Linked DNA regions of Homo sapiens: region 2 is linked to region 1. Evidence: chromatin loops called from intact Hi-C (ENCODE). Cell type or tissue: heart right ventricle. All regions are shown on one strand. Each heading gives the region's core, and the rest is flanking DNA. Links, peaks and the distances in the headings are about the cores only. Region 1 overlaps LIPC (lipase C, hepatic type). Region 2 overlaps LIPC (lipase C, hepatic type).

The links. A loop is a pair of places that touch in the nucleus more often than their neighbours do. Peaks named below come from ENCODE experiments on the same cell type or tissue, not always from the same donor. Only the 100,000 strongest peaks of a DNase experiment are listed, where the experiment ranks them.
Region 2: a loop joins it to region 1, with 2.6 times the contacts of the local background. A loop is called at or near these places in 9 of 110 quality-filtered maps.

What each region holds. Positions count from the first base shown.
Region 1 is chr15:58,436,639-58,442,014 of GRCh38, forward strand. All of the region lies in intron 1 of LIPC (lipase C, hepatic type), which reads left to right. It overlaps LIPC-AS1 (LIPC antisense RNA 1), which reads right to left. Exons shown (of 3, transcript NR_120338.1): 3 at 1-274. Among named protein-coding and RNA genes, the nearest start is that of LIPC, 7.3 kb to the left of the region's middle. RefSeq lists a silencer at 2,377-2,617. In heart right ventricle, for the core only: a CTCF peak has its summit at 2,484; DNase peaks (open chromatin) are centred at 2,443 and 3,733; H3K27ac peaks cover 3,099 bases.
Region 2 is chr15:58,549,955-58,555,330 of GRCh38, forward strand. All of the region lies in intron 6 of LIPC (lipase C, hepatic type), which reads left to right. Among named protein-coding and RNA genes, the nearest start is that of LIPC-AS1, 54 kb to the left of the region's middle. In heart right ventricle, for the core only: no CTCF peak of the experiment used is centred there; a DNase peak (open chromatin) is centred at 2,467; H3K4me3 peaks cover 426 bases; H3K27ac peaks cover 635 bases.

The sequences.
Region 1 (5,376 bases), core at 118-5,117:
ATGAGGTATACCACTGAGTCACATATGTAAATGTTATCAGCTAGAACAGAACATGGCATGAGATGAGGACCATGAGAGAGGAATGAGTAGAGAAGCAGATTTTACTTCCAAGTGGAGGGAAGAAGGCTTCTTGGAGGAGGCGGCATTTGAGTAGGGTGTTGAAGGATGGTATCCGGACAGAAGAGAATGAGGCTTTCCTTGTACAATAGCAGAGGTACACAGCTGATAAAGTACATGTGCTTTTCAAGCCCAAATACCTTTCAAAAAAGACCATCTAGGAAGAAAAAGAAAAAATATCCCATAGAACGGTGTTGATAGCAACACTTGTTAAACTGCAACAAACTGGAAACAATGTGAATGCCCAAGTGCAAACCACTGAAGTTGGGGACTCCAGCTACTGCTAAGTCCAACTTCGAACAGGCATGGTTTTGAATACCTACTACTAGAAGTCACAGAAACTTTTGGGGGCAATAATGATGAAGTTCAGAAACAAAAGCCTATTGCTGGCCCCTAAGCACTCACAGTTTAACACCAGGGATCTTAGCACAGAGGATGGGTTTCCAAGAGTCGTTGAGCCTCCTGAGATGGTGCCCAAGGCTGTGTGTGTGTGCATTTTGAGTGGGGAGCAGGTGTCATAACTTTCAGCAAATTATCAAAGGGACCTGTGACCTCTGAAAAAGCTCAGTAACAACTGGTCTTGCAGCTTTGTAAAACAAGTATAAGAAAATTGTATATGCAATAATGTAGGGAAAAAAAAACAGGACTAAATAATCTACATGTTGAATCATAATTATGAAAACACTGTAGACACATGCTGTATATTGCTAGAGATTCTAAGTATATTTAAAGATATATAAAGGGTTTTAAGGTTTGGAGGATTTAAGTACTTAAATGTACAAGAAAAATAAAATAAAAAGGCCCTGATCAGCTACAGTTAGATTGGTCATCCCAAGACGACCCCCGGGAAAGGGATTTTCCACTGTCCTTCCGACCTGCCACCAGCACCCAACTTTGCAGGTTCAGCCACACTCAAAATCACTACCCCAGCAGGGTCTGTCAGATTTCTGAGAGGCCTCCACAGTTACATGGAATGTCACCCATGACTAATATTTGAGATAGAGTCCGGAGATGAAACTCATTCTTCCAAGAGTGCGTACTATTCTGGAATCAGCAGAGGGCCAGCCCCCAGCATTCCAGGGAAATTCTATCTTTCCCATGCAAGAGACCCTCCCATCCATGGCCATCCTTCCTAGCCCTACAGCTGAGCAGGTCTGTGGTCCTGCTGAAAGGTCCACCCTGGAGAGACGGGGGACAGCAGCCTGTCCTCCACTCTGCTTGCCTCTCACAGAGACCCAGGACTGGAACCCATATTCTTTCATTCTGAGCTGGAGAGAGAAACTGCAGGGCTGACGGTTGAAGGCATGGGGTCTGTAAGCTGACCCGAAAACATGAATCGCCAAATGAGTGCGCAGCCAAAAGCCAAGAGAATCTGGTACCTGGCTACCCACGATGGCCCTCTCCCTGCCCTCCTCTCCACATCAGCTGCCACAGTGCTGCGGGCATGCTGGGTCATCACAGTTGGCACAGCAGGGAGAGAGGCAGAAAGAGGCTGGGCCCCGAGACAGGGCAGAACAGTCCCCATTTCATCATGAGGGGAATGCAACCACCCAGGCCTCAGCCTGGGTGTCCCTGACAGCCACGGGCTCCACGTAGAACAGAGGTCACAGCGATTCTCACAGCCAGGAAGGTACTGTGCGCTGGCCCCCAGGACAGTGACCAGTTTCGAGTGGGGCGCTCTCAGCTGGGAAATGGGGTCCAACCCACCAGGGAAAAGGGCTGACTAGGGGCCAATAGGACCCTCCAGATCCCTGCCCAGCAGGCTGGACTTCAGTCCCAAGGTGATAACTAGAACAAGGGGGCCGAGCCTAGTCTGTCCAGCAGCGGGTGGAGGAGCCGCGGTAAGAAAGGCAGTCGGGTCTTACATTCAGGTACCTACTTGGGGCGAGAAGACCAAATCCAGTCACTCCAGCCCTGGAGGAGTCAGGGCGCCCACCCGGCTGCCCCACAGAAGGTGCAATTCCTAAACATGGTCACAAAGTAGCGCAGTGACATCTCAGCTGCTTCGGAGTTCCAGGAGAGGGTTTCTGGCTCAGGAGAATGGAGTTTCTGGGTGACTGGAAGATGAGGCTGTTGGCTAACTTCCCTTTCCTTCCCACTTAGGGGTCTATTTCCAGAAGCATTCCTCATTTCATTTTTTCCCCAGTGGGGCTTGGCTAGGGGTGGGGAGGCATGGGGAAAAAGTGAAGAGAAGAGAAGGAAATGCATGGAATGCAAGCGGAGGCCTCTTTGTCTACAGCGTTTTCACCTCCACTTGTGCAGGTTCATATTCAGGGCCTGGTGAAGTCAGTTCTGGCACGGCTCTCCAGTGGACTGGCAGTGGCCCTTAAAAATAGTTCTCAGGAAGATGTGTAGGTGGCGACGCTGAGTAGTGTTTATGTCCCAACATGAAGAGCAGGCCTCATTGTGTGTGTCCTGTGATTACAACTGTGTGAAAATACATGTGTTTGAGAAAAAATGCTGGAAGAAGATGCATGAAAATGTTTATACGTCCGTTGAGTTTGTATCTGAACTTTTGTCTCTTCCCCTCTTTATGTAATGTTATAGTATGTATATGGTATATTGACTTTCATGATTTAAATAATCAGAAAATAAATTTACTACGAAATGATAAAATAAAGGAGTTTGACTAGATCAGTGATCCTGGAACTGTAGTGGGTAATGAAGCACCTAAAAGGCTGCTTTTTTTGTTTGTTTGTTTTTCCTGAGACGGAGTCTTGCTCTGTCGCCCAGGCTGGAGTGCAGTGGCACAGTCTTGGCTCGCAGCAACCTCTGCCTCCCGGGTTCAAGCAGTTCTCCTGCCTCAGCCTCCTGAGTAGCCGCGATTACAGACACACAACACCACGCCCAGCTATTTTTTGTACTTTTAGTAGAGATGGGGTTTCACCATGTTGGCCAGGCTGGTCTCGAACTCTTGACTTCGTGATCTGCCCGCCTCAGCCTCCCAAAGTGCTGGGATTACAGGCGTGAGCCACCGCCCCCGGCCAGGGCTTATTAAAATAAGATTCTGGGGCCCTAACTACAGAGTTGCTGATTCAGTGAGCCTGGGGTAGACTTGGATATTTACGTTTCTCAGCAGTTCCCAAATGATGCTGCTGGTGTGGGGACCACAGAGAACCACTAGAGAAAAAACAAAAGAACCAAGACTTGAAACTAGGTTACTGACTTCCAGGCTAGGGTGCTTCCTACAGAAACAACACGAGGCTACAGGGCAAACCTCACTTCACTTCTAACTTTCTAGGGTTGAAGGGGTGAGAATCAACATCCACTGCTCCTGGATACTGACTTCTTCCCCAGTAGCTACAACCCCAAAAGTATTTAAAACCCCAAGATATTTGTGAAAATGTATTTGTCCAAAATAAAATATCTACATGCTAAAAAGAAAGCAGTCCTTGAAATGAACAAAAATTCCCAAGCTGAGCATTACTTGTAATTGGTAGAAAAATAATCATTGCAAAAGCTAATTAACCATCCACCCTGAGCGGCTCCTTGGCAGGCCTGAAAATATGATCAGGAAAATTCTTTTCCTATGAGTGAGGCATTATCAAAGCAGGGCAGAGCCTATGGGTTATCCGTTGACTAGGACTGACCTTTCCGTGACTGCCAAAAACTTTCCAGTGACAAATGTTCCAGCTTCCTTGTCCCAAGAGAAACTAAAGTGGTAAGAAAACAAACTGCTTTATACTGAAACATAACAAGATCAACAGCAGCTGTGACAGCATTTATTAAACTGTCCGCTGTGTACCAGGCCCCATGGTCAGTAGGAAAGTATATCCCTGAGGGTACAAAAATGAAAAAGCGTACATCCACTCACCAAGGACTTCCCACTGTGCCAGGGTCTCTAGCCCCTTATGGGGTGTGTGTGGGGGCAGGGAGGTTGGAGATTGGGAGAGGCGCATAATTTCAACACAATGCAATTAGTTTGTAAATAACACTACATGCAAAATGTTACAAGAGCCCTGAGGCAGCGCAGGTTAGCTGAGAAGCCTTTACAGAGGAGGTGATATCTGAGTTGAATCTTGAAGTTTCCTTCAAGAAGTGGAAGGACATTGTAAGCAGAGGGAAAAAAAACATGAACCAGCCTTGCTTGACTCAGAGGCTGGAAAAGGGAGAGTGAAGTTGGGAATTCTTGAGATTTTGGGGTGGCCCTGGATGGGGTACATAAAAAGAAGTGGCCAGAGGGAAGGACAGGAAGGGCCATCCTCAGAAGTTTTGTCCTCATCCTGGAGGCAGGGCAGACCACTGATGAGGGGGGTTGTTTTTAAAAGGCTGCCTTTCCCAGATGGATTGATAGACTTATCTCAGCCTGGCTAAAACCCTGGCCACTCCCTGATAGAGAACAAGGTTCCCAGCAGGCAAGGGCAGGGGTGGGGCCCAGCAGGGACCAGTTTTGCAAGCTCACCTGGCCCTACACCCGCAAACACTCAGCTTTTCCTCCAAGACAAGCCTCAAGGCTTGGAGCAAGTCTCTTTGAAGTTTTCTTATGAATTGCTATGCTTAACACTAAATCATGGGAAAGATTAACACCCATGAAACTGAAGCAGGAGCACATAACAGGAGCTTAATATGAATCTTCCATCTTAAAAATATCTTATTCTACATCTGAAAAGAGAACCATTTGGAAATTCCACGTCATACTCACTTATAGACTTAACAGCAATTTCAACTTTAAAAATTCATTCCCACCTGCATTATATGACTTGATTCTTACAGTAGCCCTGTAAAGAATATTGGGTAGGAATTCTTATTCCCATTTTAGAGACGTAAACATTCACCATCCGCGGACCATGGGGAACACAGCTGACATCAATTGCAAGTCAGTTTCTGTGGTTTACTGCAGCAAGGGAGAGCTCACTCCAGACTTGGGCTTGTGCTGGTTGAGTCTAAGGAAGGGGTGGAAAGCAAGGGGAATTCTGGATTGGATTCTGTCAAAAAGGAGTCCAATTCAATGATTCGGCATCATAATAATTTAATAGTTATCACTAATTATTATTTAATATAATCAATAAATGATCTAGCAGATGGGAAGATGAAAACAGGGCTGAGCTGGCTTTGATACAGCAACACAAGTCATTCCTGTTAGTCAGAAGAGGGAAATGTTTAGTCATGTTTTTTGATTTTGGAGTGGCCTCCTCCCTGTCTTGATGCAAACACAGATGTGGAGGGTCTGTGCTGCACATGTTTCTGTTCGGTGGGCATTGTCTCTGTTCACTTGTGAATATTATGGTCTGGCTGACGGCAGAGCTGGTTTTTGTTGCT
Region 2 (5,376 bases), core at 144-5,143, 110 kb after region 1:
CGCCTGGAGTGATTAAGCCTCTTAGATAATCACATTTCACTGGATCTATTTTAATCATGGAATGTTCGCATCATGAGGAGCAGTTCAACCCTGCCGTTTTTCAGATGGGGAAACCAAGGCCTAGGCAGGGAAAATTATTTGTCCAGAGACAAAAAGCTCTTGGCAGACCTGGCATTTAGACCTGGGGCCTCCAAAGAGTGAGCAGAGTGATTTTTAAAAACTCCTAAACCTGCCGCTGGTCTGTTTATGGGGATAAGAGGGGTATGGAAGAGAAGGGTGGGGGAATTGCTTTCTCCTTGAAATCACCTGGGAAGAAAAGAGGTCATTTTTCATCTTCCAGGGCTAAACTGGGCACTTCATCTGATTTGGCCCAGCCCTAGGACATCTACTGGGGACTTGGAGATTGGGAAGGGAAGCATCAAGAGAAGGAAGAAGGGGAAACAAGAGCAGTAGGCATGAACCAGGCTGAGCTTCTCCCATTTGCCAACGGCCCCACTGCCCGACCACCATACACTGCTGATGTGAACTCACAAGGATCCCTTTGTTATTAAGGAAGACCAAAGAATTGCATTAGGGCATCATTATCTCACCCACCAGCTACCAAAACCAACGTACTCATCCATCCGTATATTCTTCAAACACAGTCCTACCCTCAGGGGGCTCGGTGGAGACTAACCCACGATGAGTTCCTTGGAGACCACATTTGTGTCTCTTTATTACCGACTACTTATCTTGCTCCTGGGACATCTAGTGAGGAGGAGGTTAAGGGCAGGACTGACTGAAACTGGTCAGGAACCGAAAGCCCCAGGCTGGAGGGAGGTTCCAGTGCCGAGCTGTGGCTTGTACCACACCCTCTCCTTTTCTTTCTTACTTTTTTTTTTTTTTTTTTTTTTTTTTTTTGAGACCAAGTCTCACTCTGTCGCCCAGGCTGGAGTGCAGTGGCGTGATCTTGGCTCACTGCAACCTCCACCTGCAGGGTTCAAGTGATTCTCCTGCCTCAGCCTCCTAAGTAGCTGGGATTACCAGCGTGCACCACCACGCCCAGCTAATTTTTGTATTTTTAGTAGAGACGGGGTTTCGCCACGTTGGCCAGGCTGGTCTCGAACTCCTGACCTCAAGTGATCCACCCGCCTCTGCCTCCCAAAGTGCTGGAATTACAGGTGTGAGCTACTGTGCCCAGCCCATACCCTCTCCTTTTCTGCTCCCCCACAAATTCTCCCCAGTTCTCCTGCAGCCCCTCCAGTGAGCAAAGTCCTCACCCGCTCAACCCAGTTTCACTTGCTAGTGGAAAGTAACGTCTCTGTGGTCACATCAAGCCACCCTGGGCATGGCTGGAAAGTGCACTCATGCGAGACTCGCCTGTTTGAAGCAGCTGCTCATGGGATACTGCTATCTATATAATGTTATGTTATCCAATGTGGTAGCCACAAACCATATGTGGCTATTTAAATCCAAATCTAAGTTACTTTAAATTAAATGGAACCAAAAATTCAGTTTGTCAGTTACACAAGCCACCTTTCAAGTGCTCAAATACGTGGCTGCTGCATCAGAGAACACAGAAATAAAACATTTCCATCGCCGCGGAGAGTTCTACTGGTGATGCTGGGATGAAGATTTTAATCTAGGCCACCACAGCTACACCACTCCCTGCCCATCACAACCGTGATCATAACTGACTTGGGCCCCCAAAGCCTATTCCACCAGCCACCTCCAGCATTTTGATGAATACATATTACACTCTTAAAAGAGCAGACTTGCCCAACCCCGGCCTACAGAGAAACCACAATCCCCATTTTTCAAAAACATCTAATTGTACAATGTATTTTAGTGCAGGGTCTGGTTGGGCAAGATAAACATCGCCTCCTGATTGTAGTTTCACAAAGGATGACTAACTTGGCCTGAATTCCTCTGGCTCCCAAGATATTTCGACAAAACCATCAAAGGATCTATTTTCTACAACTGTACACCAGAACTCGGGTAAACACTGCGAGAGTACAGCAGTAGCAAGAGAGAATTGGGAAACAGTCGCCGAGTGAAACGAGGCAATTTATCGCCCACTTCCATTCTCACTCTCTCACAAGGAACCTTTACCAGTTTGGGAGCCTGTTTTTAAGGGAGGGGGAGGGAAACGGATCTGTACGGAGTAAATCCTGTTTCGCCAGTGCCTCCTCTCATTTCATCCTCAGAGCAGTCAGATGAGGTAACCGGGTGGAGAGGAGGGAAGGGGCCCTCGGGGGGCACTCTGCCCGGGCACTGGGCTGGATGTGTTGTACACGTTAGCTCATTTCCCATTTGATCCTCACAGCAACCCCCAGACAGGGAGAGACACACGCACACACAGAGACACGGTCAGGGCAAAGTCACACAATTTGTGAGCAGGAAGCATCGCATTGAATCCCAGCCTTTGCTCCTTTTACTGCACTTGGCCTCGGCGTAGGACCAAGGCCCTCGACTGAGTGCCTCTCCCTCCTGCGGCATTCCAGCTGCATGTCCCGCCTCCTCCTCTCTGCCCTCCTTCCACACTCCCTCTTCCATATCTCCTCCACTCTTCTCCTGTCTTCCCCGTGCTGCCCTTCCCCCTCCCCCGCCCCCTCACCCACGGCCCTGCACTCCAGGCTCCCTGGGTCGGGGGTGAGGGGCACTTGCTTCTGCTGCTCGCCGCAGCCATGAGAGCACCCTTCCTTGCTGGTCGGCGAGATGACGAGCCAAGCTGTGACTCGGGCAGTCGGTCTGTTTTTGGCTTCTCTCAGCTACTTCTTTGGAAGGTTTCCACTGACTTCAGGGAGAGTTCCAGAAGAAGCAGGGGGTGTCGTAGACAGCACAGGCTTGGGGTTGGGATAAGGAGTGTCAAGAATCTTGGCCTTGCTGCCAACCACTTATGTGACCTTGACCTAATGACAAAACCTATGTGGGCACCAAGGAAGAGGTGTGAATAGACATGGGGATGAACCACTAGCACGGGACCTGCAGGTGGGTCTCAAAACCTGCCCCGGTCAGTTCAGTGTGGAGGAAGGAAGTAGATGACACCCGATTAACACCTTCTGGAAGGCAGGCATTTTTTCATCGCCATCTTATCACATTTTTACAGCGACACTACAAGAAAGTTCCTAACCTGCATTCACAGATGAGGAAATCGAGCCCCAGAAAGGCTATGTGGTCTCCAGATCACAAGGAAGCAGGCATCAGAGAGGACTCAAACCCTGGGCTCTGTCTATCCGTTGAGGGCCCTTATTCCACCCACAGCACAAAGAGCTGGCAACAGGACGCCAGTCAGCACAACAGTCCTGGCCGCACACACACACTCCCCCATCTCCACCGCTCGCAGGCAGCAACAGACCCCCACAGAAGGGGCAGGCATTGGCCAGGCACGGTGGCTCACACCTGAAGTCCCAACACTCTGGGAGGCCAAGGTGGGAGGATCTCTTGAGCCCAGGCGTTCCAAACCAGCTCGGGCAACAAAGCAAGACGCCATCTCTACAAAAGAATTAAAAATTAGCCAGGTAGAGTGGTGCATGTCTGTAGTCCCAGCTACTTGGGAGACTGCAGGAGGGTTGCTTGAGCCTAGAAGGTCAAGGCTGCAGTGAGACATGATGGTGCCACTGCACTCTAGCCTGGGTGACAGAGTGAGACCCTGTTTCAAAAAAATTCAATTTAATTTTAAAAAGAAAGGGGCAAGCATCCAGTCTCGTGACATCAGGGCATCACTTAAATGGGACTGTACTGTTAAACCAAAATGTGGCCACGAAAATACCGACACATACAGGTGTTACATACAAAGGCTAACAAAATCACTTTCCCTTTTTCTTCTTCACTCGCGCCTGCTCTGAGTTAATTCACTTTCATTCAGCCTTGCCGGCACTGGCTGCCTTCTTTGGGCAGCAACACCCTGGACAACACCATCCTGGGCCCCTCAATCCTATGATCTTCAGCTTCCCTCTGAGTTAGAGGCATTTCGGGTCTAGGAACAAGCCCTCTGGGCTTGGAGAAAACACAAGAGGTCTCATTCCTACCATCTCCATGAGAGAAATCCATACACGGAGGGGGAAAAAAAAAAAGCCCTCTTTGATGTTTGCAAAGAGAGTCATAATATCTCCCAGAGCCAACATCTAATGATTCAGAATCATTGTTTCTGGGAGGCAAAAAATAGAAAGAAATATATTCTCTTTTCATAAATTCAATAACCTGATCTTGTGAAAAGAAAATGTAAGTTTTTTCTTTTTTAAATGGCACCAGCAGGGTCCACACAGGGTTACAATCCAGGATTTTTCCTAGTGAGGAGACTCTCCGGAGGCCTCAGATTTCTGCTGTAAATGGAGTTTCCCTGATCACATTCGAGGTCAATGGACTATTTCATGCCTTTCATCTTTAAGACCTGAAATAATTTCTCCTGCCAGAACTTGGGAGTATGTTGTACTGGTCTCTTTGCAGTCACAGGATTAAAAGCGTTTTCCCCAAATCATTTTTTAACGTCCTTATTAAACATGTCATAAGGTAAAGTGGGCAAAATCACTCACACTTTTTTCCTTAATCTTTGTAATAGCATCATTGTGCTGGGGGTGGCAGGGTAGAATGATAGGCAAATTGTCTTTTCTTTTCTTCCTTTTTTTTTTTTTTAAAGAAAAACACTTACAAAAATCCAAATAAGAGTAAATAATTAGGACTGGGTGTGGCGGCTCACACCTGTAATCCTAACACTTTGGGAGGCCAATGCAGGAGGATTGTGTGAGCCCAGGATTTTGAGACCAGCCTGAGCAACATACAGACCTCATCTCTACAAAAGAGGAGGAGGAAGAAGAAGAAGGAGGAGGAGGAGGAACTAGTTCTCAGCAGGAACCAGTTCTCAGCCTGAAAGACTCATTTATATTTAAAGTTAATTTCATTTAAAGATTTCTCCAAAAAAGGGCAGTCATGCAAGATTCTCCGTGCAGACATGGAGTTTCTCAGGAGTGCTCCTGCAAACTCAAGGGTGCCTCAGCCATCAGCGCAGGTTCCGTCCCCAGCCCGTTCCCTGGTGAGCCTCAGAAAGCATGCTGGCTTGGCTCTTCACAGCCCACACACCTTGGCACGTTCCATCCTCCTGCAGAGATGCTACTCTAGGGACACATGTTGTAGAAATAGGCAATTCTCATTCATAGGATGTGCAAGCTAAAGGGGCCTTTGCATCCTCTAAAGCTGACTCCTGGGTTTTACACAAGCACTTTCTCCTAAAATCGTGGAACCATAGCATCTCAAATGCAGAAATCAATCTCCTCCTACTCACAATTTAAGAAAAAGGGAAGAAAAAGTGTATCGCCAAGACAAGGGCATGAAACATTTTCCCCGGCTCAGGGGCCAGACGTTTAGGGGACAGGAGAGCGTCCTTTGTGGCAGCGATAG